Linked DNA regions of Homo sapiens: region 1 is linked to region 2. A link is an interaction called in ENCODE POLR2A ChIA-PET data of the cell type or tissue named here. Cell type or tissue: MCF 10A. All regions are shown on one strand. Each heading gives the region's core, and the rest is flanking DNA. Links, peaks and the distances in the headings are about the cores only.

The links. ChIA-PET counts read pairs that join two places held together with the same protein. Peaks named below come from ENCODE experiments on the same cell type or tissue, not always from the same donor. Only the 100,000 strongest peaks of a DNase experiment are listed, where the experiment ranks them.
Region 1: POLR2A ChIA-PET joins it to region 2 with 6 read pairs; 1 of 35 experiments calls an interaction of 5 or more read pairs at or near these places.

What each region holds. Positions count from the first base shown.
Region 1 is chr10:79,451,762-79,457,143 of GRCh38, forward strand. LOC105378383 (a long non-coding RNA gene) reads left to right here. Exons shown (of 4, transcript XR_946104.4): 3 at 1,599-1,719; 4 at 2,112-2,958. Among named protein-coding and RNA genes, the nearest start is that of ZCCHC24, 8.8 kb to the left of the region's middle. In MCF 10A, for the core only: no CTCF peak of the experiment used is centred there; a DNase peak (open chromatin) is centred at 2,770.
Region 2 is chr10:77,854,404-77,859,785 of GRCh38, forward strand. DLG5 (discs large MAGUK scaffold protein 5) reads right to left here. Exons shown (of 32, transcript NM_004747.4): 3 at 2,327-2,489. Among named protein-coding and RNA genes, the nearest start is that of DLG5, 70 kb to the right of the region's middle. RefSeq lists enhancers at 1-411, 1,928-2,451, 2,452-2,975. In MCF 10A, for the core only: no CTCF peak of the experiment used is centred there; DNase peaks (open chromatin) are centred at 1,208 and 3,118.

The DNA of each region.
Region 1 (5,382 bases), core at 141-5,140, 1.6 Mb after region 2:
CTTTGGTAGGGCCTGAAACTGCCACTCCAGTCATCCCTTAGCCTTCCTTGCCTACTTGGAATCTTTCCATGGTGGCCCACTGGATGAAATCCAAACACCTACTGGGCAAAACATTCATGGCCTTTCAGCATCTGACTCCTGATCACCCTTCTACCCTAATGGCAAGTACAACCTACCCCCATAACCCTTACACCATGTGTACCCCACCTTCGGCAAAATGAAATAACTGGCCTTTCCCATGCGTGCAAGGCCTTCCTTGCCTCCATGCCTTTGCACTTGCTGTTCCCCTACTGGGAAGAGCCCCTTCTTTTAGTCTTCCTGGCAGTCTCCTCTCACACTTAGAGACCCAGCTGAAAAACTGACTTTCTGAAAGAAGCCTTTTGTGATCACAACCTCCTCCCCCATCACACACACCCATTAGATATTCTCTCTTTTATCTTTGACTATGGGGCGTTCACACGATATGATGACATTTGTAAAATGGTCAGTCCTCCCTTCTCCTCCATTCCCACCAGCACTCACCCCCGGACTATGAGCTTTTTAAGGAGTGATAAGCTCCTTGGCCTAACCCAGTGCTGGATCAGAGCAGGCCCTCTGTTTACTTAAGGAATGAATGAATAAACTCAGAAAGCCTTTGTGGATTGTAGACTCAGAAACAGGAGACTGTCGAATCTGGGCTGGAACATCCCGGAGACTGTGAGGATTACAGACACGCAGGGAGCTCGGGCAGGGAGGGTCGGTGTTCCCTGAGCAGGCAAGTCCTCTTCCCTTCTCACTCAGCTTCCCTTGCAGTGGGGTGGGGGCTGTGCATTCTCAGCAAGAAGGTGAGTAGGAACAGCGTGACTCTTGGGAGTTGGCAAGAGTGGGTGTGGGTTCTCCACGCTTTCTCTCTCCCATCCATGAGGTGAAAGACTCTAAGACAGAAGAGTCCGGATCTCTAAATCAGTGTTGTAGGTGAGCTGACCAGGGTGGTCTCCCAGACTGTGATGTGTACAGCCCCTGAGATGGGGAGGCTTATCTGTTACTGCAGCAGGGCCTGCTCTATCTCAGCTAATAAAGGAGTTCAAAGATGACCTGATCCCAAAACCTAATTTTAGTGATGTGAAAACTGAGGCCTGAAAGGGGAAAGCACATGACTTCTGGTTCTGTGATTTTCAGTTGTCCCCCTGAAAACCAGACAGTGGCACCAGCCAAGTCTGATTCTCAATGCCAGCCTTCTTCTTCCCCCCAGCCCAGGGGCACAGAAGGGAGTTAACCATAATCCTTCTTCATAATATTATGTTTTATTTAATTGTTTGCTTATAGTCCCTGTACAAACCAGCCACCATAAAAATGAGAACCCTGACAATAACTTATATCTACATATGAGATCTATCCCTAGCCCATCTCCTAGGTTCCTCCAACCTGACATAATCACCATCTGGAATCACTCCCTTGCTTTCATATTTATTTAATTGTATCTAATCTGTATGCATTCTAAAAATAGATATTTTTAATTTGTTCTTTAACTTTCTTAAAAGAGTATCATGCTGTATAGAATCTTTATGACTTACTTATTTCACTTAATTTTGTACTGCTATTTTTTTTTTTTTAATTAGAGACAGGATCTTGCCCAGGCTGGAGTGCAGTGGCTATTCACAAGTGCAATCGTAGTGCACTACAGTCTTGGACTCCTGGCCTCAAGCAATCCCACCTGTTTCCTGAGTAGCTGGACTATAGGTATGTACCTCCATACCTGGCCATACTACTAAATTTTAGTCACATTGAGGTATGCCGCTGTAATTCATTCATTGGTTCATTTAGATTTAGATTCCTGTATTCCATCCGTTGTGTGACTCAACCACAGTTTATTCAACTATTCTCCTGTTGATGGTTCTTGCAACTGTGAACACTGCTGCTATGACTCTTCCTGACCTACATTTGCAACAATATCTGTTCAGTGTATGTGCTACATTGTAGAATATATGCATGTTCACCTTTCCAAGATACTACTAATGTTCTCTAGTAATGCATAAGAAATCCTATAGGTTCACACTCTCTGCAACACTTGATCTCCCACTTTTTTATTTTATGAAATGTGTGTGCAGTTGGTTCTTTTGCCATTTTAACAGGTTCCCTGACCTCCCTGGACCTCAGTTTCCAAATCTGCTGATGGAGGATGATGTTTTCAGTGCCTACACAGCTCCCAAAGTGAAGATGATATGGAAACTGGGTGGTGTCGAGGACGGTCACACAGAGCCAAGGAGCAGAAATGCTTGCCCTGCTTCTGCCATGGTCTTCACAGTGAGAGACAGGCAGCTATGCCCCTGAATTCTCCAGGACCTGCCAAGTTGGGCCATTTCAGAGAGGAGAAACTGAGACTCGGAGCTATGTAATCAGCATACTGGAGCATAGAAAGCAGAGACAGGCAGAAGGCAAGAACTCAGAGATGGGAAAGGAATCCTGACCCACCCAGATTGGCAAAGCCATTGCAGACCCATGGTTCTGGGGTTTTCCTGTTGGCTCGCAAAGTGATATCAAGTCAGAGGTATTGTTTTCCCTTGTCTCTGCCATTGATAAGACAGAGAAAAACAGCTCCCATGATAACATTGATGCTGCCAGCCCTTCCTGCTACTGGCTTTCCTGGTTGGAGTCCTCTCCTATGCTCCTTCCTCTCTCTCCTTCCGGACTGAGATTCAAGCCGAGATGCCTTGTGGGGCAAAGGAGCCGGCGGTGAGGTTCCCTCCTTCAGTTGCTTCAGCAGGCACATAGCTCCTTCTGATCTTGGACAAAGCCCAAAAGGCTCTGAGGCAGTGGTGTGCTGGGGCAGGCTCATACTGACTCATTAGAGCCAATTGCTAAATTTCGGGGAATCTTGTAAGCCAATTGTTAAACACAGTCATTATTAAAAATTAGATGATATGAGATTGCAACTAAATAATTTATACTTTTTTAAAAGTAATAAACACTCCTAACTCATCATGTCCTATTTACTTTATTGCATTTTACTGTTAACTATCCTCTGGAGGTAATTTACATATTGTATTTACATGGTGGAAATACCATATACTTGTGTACTATTGTTCATCTTTTCTCAATTTGCACTTGAAACTGGTAGTTTTTATGCCATAGAAATCAGCGAACACTGCAAATCAAGGATGTTTTATTTTTTAGAGAGCTGGTGGTTAAAGATTTACCAAGACACCACTGCTGCAGGTACTTTCCCTGAGATACCACTCTGAGGACCCTGTGGTCCCAAGGCCACACAGTGATCCGCAGATAGGGAGTACCAGGATGACTGCCCACATCTTCAGTGGCCTCCACCACAATGCGCACTTGTCCTCTGAGGCACTTTGCTGCCATAAGTCTGTGTCACAGACAGGCTAGATATGCCGAACACTGTTTCCATTTCTTTCTCTATTTTAAAATATATTATTTTACAATGGCTGTATATGATCACTGTCAAACATTTAAGCTATCTAATCCCATCAGTGAGTGAGAACCTGTGTTAATTTTGTAATATACATAATTCTTGTCTTTTATCTATGCATAGACATGTTTTTAACTTTTACTGTAAAAATGGATCAGAAGCTGCTTTTTCTGATTTGAATCCTACTTTTGTGTTTCAACTCTGCAATATAATGTGAACATCTTTCCAAGTCAAAATTCATAAAAAAAGATTCATTCTACTCCAAGAGATTGAGTACCTCTTTCCCTGACAGACCGATAACATTTCGTCATCAGGCAGACTTGGTTCACATCTCAGCTCATGTATTTGCTATGCAACTGAAGACAAGGAAAGTAACCTTTCTGTGCTTCTTCTGTAAAACATAGACAACGATAGCACCTATTTCATAGCATTATCCTGAGAATTAAATGAATATGTGTAATGCTTTTAACACTGCCTGGTACAGAGTAAGCCCTGAGTAGATGTTAACTAAGTTTTCTATTTTCCTTAACATTTCACTATGGGTTTTTTCTCTACCTGCTATGTACTTATCTCCAGCTGACTCTAAGACTAGAGCAGGAAAAATTAAAATGGGTGAGATTGCATTGAAATGGACACAGCCCAAACAGAACTCTCAATTACCTGCAAATCAGCTCCTTTCCCCAGGCAAATCCATGTCAGTAATCAACACCGCTGTTCCCCCAGCGACCCAAACCAAAAACAAAGTCATCACTAATTCCTCCTTCTTGTTCATCTAATTCATTAATAAGTCCTGCACATTCTGCTTCTAAAACACAGAGTGCCCACCGGCCTTTGCCCCCACCACCAACATCCTGCTCCAATCTGCTATCTGCTTGTGCCTGAGTTTGTGCAATATCCTCCTCATTGAGCTTCCTGCCTCTTCTCTTGCCTACCCCCACGACCCCCACAATGTATTTTATACCCAACAGCGAGAATAGTATCTTTAAAGCAGTGCAGTCTGTAGGTTTGACTGATTAGTGGGTTGTGAAATCAACTTAATGGGTCATGATCAGATTTTTATTTGAATTAAATGGAAGAATTGAGTCTATCAGAATACATCACACAAGTATTGTTTGTGATACTTTTGTGTCATTTAAAAAAAGACATTCACTTGTATACATATTTAGTATGCCTGATCATGACATACGATGTATTTCTTAAGCCAGAGGCCCCAGCCCCTAGGCCACAGACCAGTACCGATCCATAGCTTGTTAGCAACTGGGCTGCACAGCAAGAAGTGAATGGCAGGAGAGCAAGCAAAGCTTCATCTGTATTTACAGCGGCTCCCCATCACTCTCATTACTGCTGAGCTCTGCCTCCTGTCATATCAGTGGCAGCATTAGATTCTCATAGTAGCACAAACTGTCTTGTGAACTGCACATGCAAGGGATCTAGGTTGCAGTATTCTTACGAGAATCTAATGCCTGATGATCTGTCACTGTCTCCTATCACCCCCATGTTAGGAATATATGAATTAAAAAATAAGAGATTGATCAGATTATTTGAAGAAAAACCTCATCATATCCCACACCCAGATGGGACCGTCTAATAGCAAAAAAAAAAAAACAACAACAAAAAACAAGCTCAGGACTCCCGCTGATTCTACATTATGGTGAGTTCTATAATTATTTCATTATATTTTACAATGTAATAGTAACAGAAATAAAGTATACAATAAATGTAATAATGTGCTTGAATCATCCCAAAACCATCCCAAAACCCATCACCCGTGCTGTCCCTGGAAAAACTGTCTTCCATGAAATCGGTCCTTGGTGCCAAAAAGGTTGGGGGCTGCTTTTGTTTTGTTATTTTATTTTATTTTGTTGTATTTTATTTTTGCTGTTTTTTTTTTTTATTTTTTTTTTCCTAGATGGAGTCTTGTTCTGTAGCCCAGGCTGAAGTGCAGTGGTGTGATCTCAGCTCACTGCAACCTC
Region 2 (5,382 bases), core at 149-5,148:
GGCCCCAGGATTCACACGGATAGAGGAACCAGGTCCTGGATTAGGCCAGCCCAGTGGTTCCCCAGTACTGGTCTTCTATGCACCACACACACCTGGGTGTTTGTTAAACTCAGATATCCTGGCCTCACTCAGACCCACAGAATCAGAATCCCTAGGATGGAGGGAGCCGTGGTTGCCTGAGCTCCCTGCATGGGCCTGGAGAGCTAAGAAGGTGCCAACTTGTTCTGCAGGAGCTTCCAGGAGTCTGTACAACAGGTCTGAGTCCACCAGAAACCTGTGATGAAATGTCTCTTCTCTGTAGGCTCGGCGTGACAGCTCGTGCCTGTAATCCCAGCACTTTGGGAGGCTGAGGCAGGTGGATCACTTGAAGCCAGGGGTTTGAGACCAGCCTGAGCAACATGGTGAAACCCCGCCTCCACAAAAAAAAATACAAAAATTAGCCTGGTGTGGTGGCATGTGCCTGTAGTCCCAGCTACTCAGGAGGCTAACGTGGGAGGATCACTTGAGCCCAGGAGGTCGAGGATGCAGTGAGCCGAGATCACACCACTGCACTCCAGCCTGGGCAACAGAGAGGATCCTGTCTCAAAAATAATTACTAAATAAATAAATAAATAAATAAAAGTAAAATATTAAAGAAAAGAAATTTCTCCTCTCTTTAGAACAATGACTCTCAATCTTGGGTACACATTAAAATACCAATGCCCAGGTCAATTACATTAGCATATCTGAGGATAAAACCCAAACGTGAGGATTTTTTAAAAACTCCCCAGGGTATTCCAATGTGCAACCAAGGTTAAGAACACTGGCCATGAGCAGTGATCTCAGAGTGGGGTTCCCAGACCTGCAGCACAGTATCACCTGGGAACTTGTCACAAATAGACATTCTCAGGCCTAGCCCCAGCCCCAGCCCTCCTGAGTCAGGTGTTCTGAAGGGAGGGAAAGAGAGGCAATGATCTGTGCATTAACAAGCTCTGTGGATGATTCTGGTGCATGCTCAAGTTTGAGGACCCTTTTTCTAGAGCAGAGGTCAGCAAACTTTTTTTGCAAAAGGCCACACAGTAAATACTTTAGGCTTTGCACACTACATAGTTTCTGTTGCAACCACTCGACTCCACCTTTGTAGCAGGAAAGCAGTCATAGACACTTTGTAACCAATGAGCATGGCTGTGTTCCAATAAAACTTCATTTATAAAACAGGCAGTGGGCCCGTGGGCCATAGTGTGCCAACTCTCATGTGCTAGCACATCCACGTCTTCACTCATCCTGCCTTCGGGCCAACTGACTGAGGGGCATATCCTCATGAATACAAGCTCAGGGATCAGGCTCTGCAGCTCTGGCATAATCCCAGAGGCACAAAGTGCAGAGGCATAGACCCTTACTCCTGAAGGAAAGAGGTGAAACTGAAGTGTTTACACCAAGCCCCCCTCCCCTCCAGACCTCTACCAGCATGGGAGCTAAAGGATAAACCACTCTCTGGCCCTCCTCCTTCCCAGAAAGTCCTCTTAGATCATGCAGGTAGATAAAGACTCTCTCTGCCCCACCCTATGGGCCACCCTTCCCTGGTATCTACCTCTAAATCACAACAAAAGCAGCAAACATTTTCTTCAAAGCAACAAAGACACCAGGTACAATGTGCTCTGTTTAAAACACATCATGTGGGGCCAGACACTGTGGCTCACGCCTGTAATTCCAGCACTCTGGGAGGCCAAGGCAGGAGGATCACTGGAGCCTAGAAGCCCAAGACCAGCCTGGGCAAAAAAGAAAGACCCTGCTGCTACAAAAAAATTAAAAAAAAAAAATTAGTTGGGCATGGTGGCACACACCTATAGTCCCAGCTACTTGGAAGGCTGAGGTGGGAGGTTCACTTGAGCCGGGGAGGTCAAAACTGCATTGAACCATGATTGTGCCACTGCATTCTAGCCCAGGCAACAGAGCAAGACCCCGTCTCAAAAAACAAATAAAACACATGTGTGACAGGGAACAATTAATATGTTTACCAACCACATAAAGCTTCACTCAACTTAGGCAGGTCTAGGAGACAGTGGTAGGGACACACACACACACACACACACACACGAGCTGACTTTGCACACAAGCACACCACTATCAGGGGCCTTGCCACATGTGGGATGGGGACCTGCCCCACAAGAAGCCTGTGGGTCCTGCCCCTGGGAAGCATTTCTGGACATGAGGTGGGGGAAAGGGGACACTCAGGCAGCGCAGCCTGGACCCCCAGGAGCCAGGGGTGTTTGGGGGTGACAGCACCAGCATCGGGGTAGTAATCCCAACCATGGGGCCTGGGCAGGGGAGACGGCGCAATTACTACCTCTTGTCAAAGGCCGTGCCATGCGTAGCAAAGGCCAGGCGCTTGCGGAGCTCGTTTCTCTCCCGGGTCATCAGCCGCAGCTGAATGGAGAGGTTCTCCACCTTCTCATTCACTTGCTGGTCAGTGAGGAGGGGTGGTGGGGACGGCGCCTTCCCGGTAGTGCCTGTGGAAGGGGAATAATAAAGTGAACTTGTGTTCATCTGGCATTCACGAGGCGCCCGGTGCTGTCCTGAGCTGTTGGCTTGTGTTAGCTATTCGTGACCCAACAAGTGGGTCCTCTTAGCATTCCCCTTTCACAGATGAGAACACTGAGCCACAGACGGTAGCAGGTAGAACTGAAAGTGAGTGCAGGGCATCTGGCTCCAGCATCCAAGCACTCAACAACCCCCAGTAACCACCCCAGCAAGGACCCTGAAGACGCGCACTCTCTCCCCAACCTGGCTTTCACACCTCCAGGATGCGACTGTTTTGGCCGTGATCCTTGCATCCTCCCCTGGTTTGGAAATATCAGCTGTTACCCACCACTAAGCCTGGCACATGGAGCAGGACAGACCAACCTGTGCCCTGAGGAGAGTGGAAGGCATGGCTCGAGGAGAAAGGCACACCTGAAATCCAATGACGCTACTAAGGACCAGGGCAGCTGGGGCCCAAGGGCCGTGTCCCCGCCCTCCTCGACCAGGGCTGGACAGTGCACGGCTCCCTTTTTGCAAGCCGTCCACCCGCCTGAAAGACCTGCCCAACCAGCCCAGGCGTGCAGGCTAAGAGGAGGGCTGCTGGCTCCCAGCTGAGGTCAGTGTGACGCAATTCAAGTTGGTCCTGATGCCTCCAGGCTACTTAACCCTCACCAGCCCTCATCAACCACCCTAGGACTGAGTGTCCTACAGGGAGCCCCACACCTTATGCTCCTAGCAGGCAACAGCCACCGCTGCCACCACCACCTCTGATAAGATCCAAATCCATCTCTAGGAAGAAAGCACCTCATCCCAGGAGAAGAGACTAATCCATGGTGCTTTTATATTGAACCCTGTCAATATGTCTACCTGATATCTCAATCAACCCTTAGAGACCCTTGTTGGGGTCAGAGGAGCTCACAGCAACCATCCAATTTGTGGATGGGATCTGGCAGGCTGACTCGTGTCAGGGGACACAGTGTCTGTTCCGCACTGGACCCACAACGCACAAAGGGCATAGGACATGATAGGTCTTCTGATTCTCTGTGCTGTCCTGACCACCCCTGTCCCACTGATCCTTGTTGGTCAAATGTTCATGCAAACCAAGAGTCCCCCAACCCAAGACAAAAGCAGTGGCTTGGGGCCTTCCAGAAGGGCCAGGGAGGATAGGGAGCTCAGGGCCAGGCATGACAAGCCAGACCACAGTGGGAGGAGGATCCTCAACTCCCAGTGCTGTGCTTTTCAGTCTTTTCAGGTTGTGGAACCCCAACCACTTGACTCCAGCACCCCCTGAAATGCACGACAGTCATGTGCCACATAACAACGTTTCAGTCAATGATGGTGGACCACATGTAGGATGTGGTCCCATAAGATTATAATAGAGTTAGAAACAAAAGAAATATGTATTAAAAAAAAAAGATTAAATCACATCTCTACAAAAAATACAAAAATTAGCCAAGAGTGGTGGCTCATGCCTGTAATCCAAGCACTCTGGGAGGCCAAGGCAGACGGATCCCTTGAGCTCAGGAGTTTGAGACCAGCCTGGGCAACATGGCGAAACCCCGTCTCTAGCAAAAAATACCAAAAAATTAGCTGGGTGTGGTGGCACGTGCCTAGAGTCACAGCTACTTGGGAGGCTGAGGTGGGAGGATCGCCTGAGCCCAGGACGTCAAGGCTGCAGTGAGCCGAGATCACACCACTGTATTCCAGCCTGGGTGACAAAGCAAGAACTTCTCTCTAAAAAAAATAAATTAAAAGATTACCATGGAGATGAAAAATTCCTGTCACCTAATGACGTCTTGTTGATCCTGACCCTCTGTAGCCCTAGGCTAATATATGAATATATTTGTGTCTTAGTTTTTAACAAAAAAAGTACAAAAAAATTAAACATTTTTAAAATAGAAAAAGCCTATAGAATAAGGATATAAAGAAAGAAAATATTCAGCTGTACAATGTGTTTGTGTGTATTCTTTTTGTGTGTGTGTGTTTTTTTGAGACAGGGTCTTGTTGTCACCCAGGCTGGAGTACAGTGGCGCAGTCTCAGCTCACTATAACCTCTGCCTCCTGGGCTCAAGCGATCCTCTCACCTCGGCCTCCTAAGTAGCTGGGACTACAGGCATGTGCCACCACACCCAGCTAATTTTTTTGTATTTTTTGTTAGAGACGGGGTATCGCTATGTTGCCCAGGCTGGTCTCAAACTTCTGAGCTCAAGGGATCTGCCTGCCTTGGCCTCCCAAAGTGGTCGGATTACAGGCGTGAGCCACCACACCCGGCCCAATGTGTTTGTGTTTTAAGCTAAGTGTTATTACAAAACAGTCAAAAAGTTAAAAAAATATAAAGTTTATAAAGTAAAAAAGTTACAGTAAGCAACAGTTTACTATTGAAGAAGGAAAAATATTTTCTGTAAGTCGAATATAGCCTAAGTGTACAGTGTTTACAAAGCCTACAGCGGTGTACAGTCATGTTTTAGGCCCTCACATTCTCTCTCCACTCACTCACTGACTTACCCAGAGTAACTTCAGGTCCTGCAAGCTCCATTCATGTAAGTGCCCTGTACAGGTGGACCATTTTTTATCTTTTATTCTGTACTGTTGCTGCAGCTTTTCTTTTCTATGTATAGACACACAAATACTTACCATTGTGTTACAACTGGCTACCGTAGCCAGTACAGTACCATGCTGTACAGGTTTGCAGCTCAGGAGCAACAGGCCATATCGTGTAGCCTAGGTATGGGGTAGATACCATCTAAGTTTGTGTAAGCACACTCATGTTTACACAACAACTAAATTACCAAATGACAACGCATTTCTCAGAATGTGTCCCTGTCATTAAGCAACACAGACTGTGTTTAAAAGCCACCAGCATCATGACAGCCAGGATTTCTC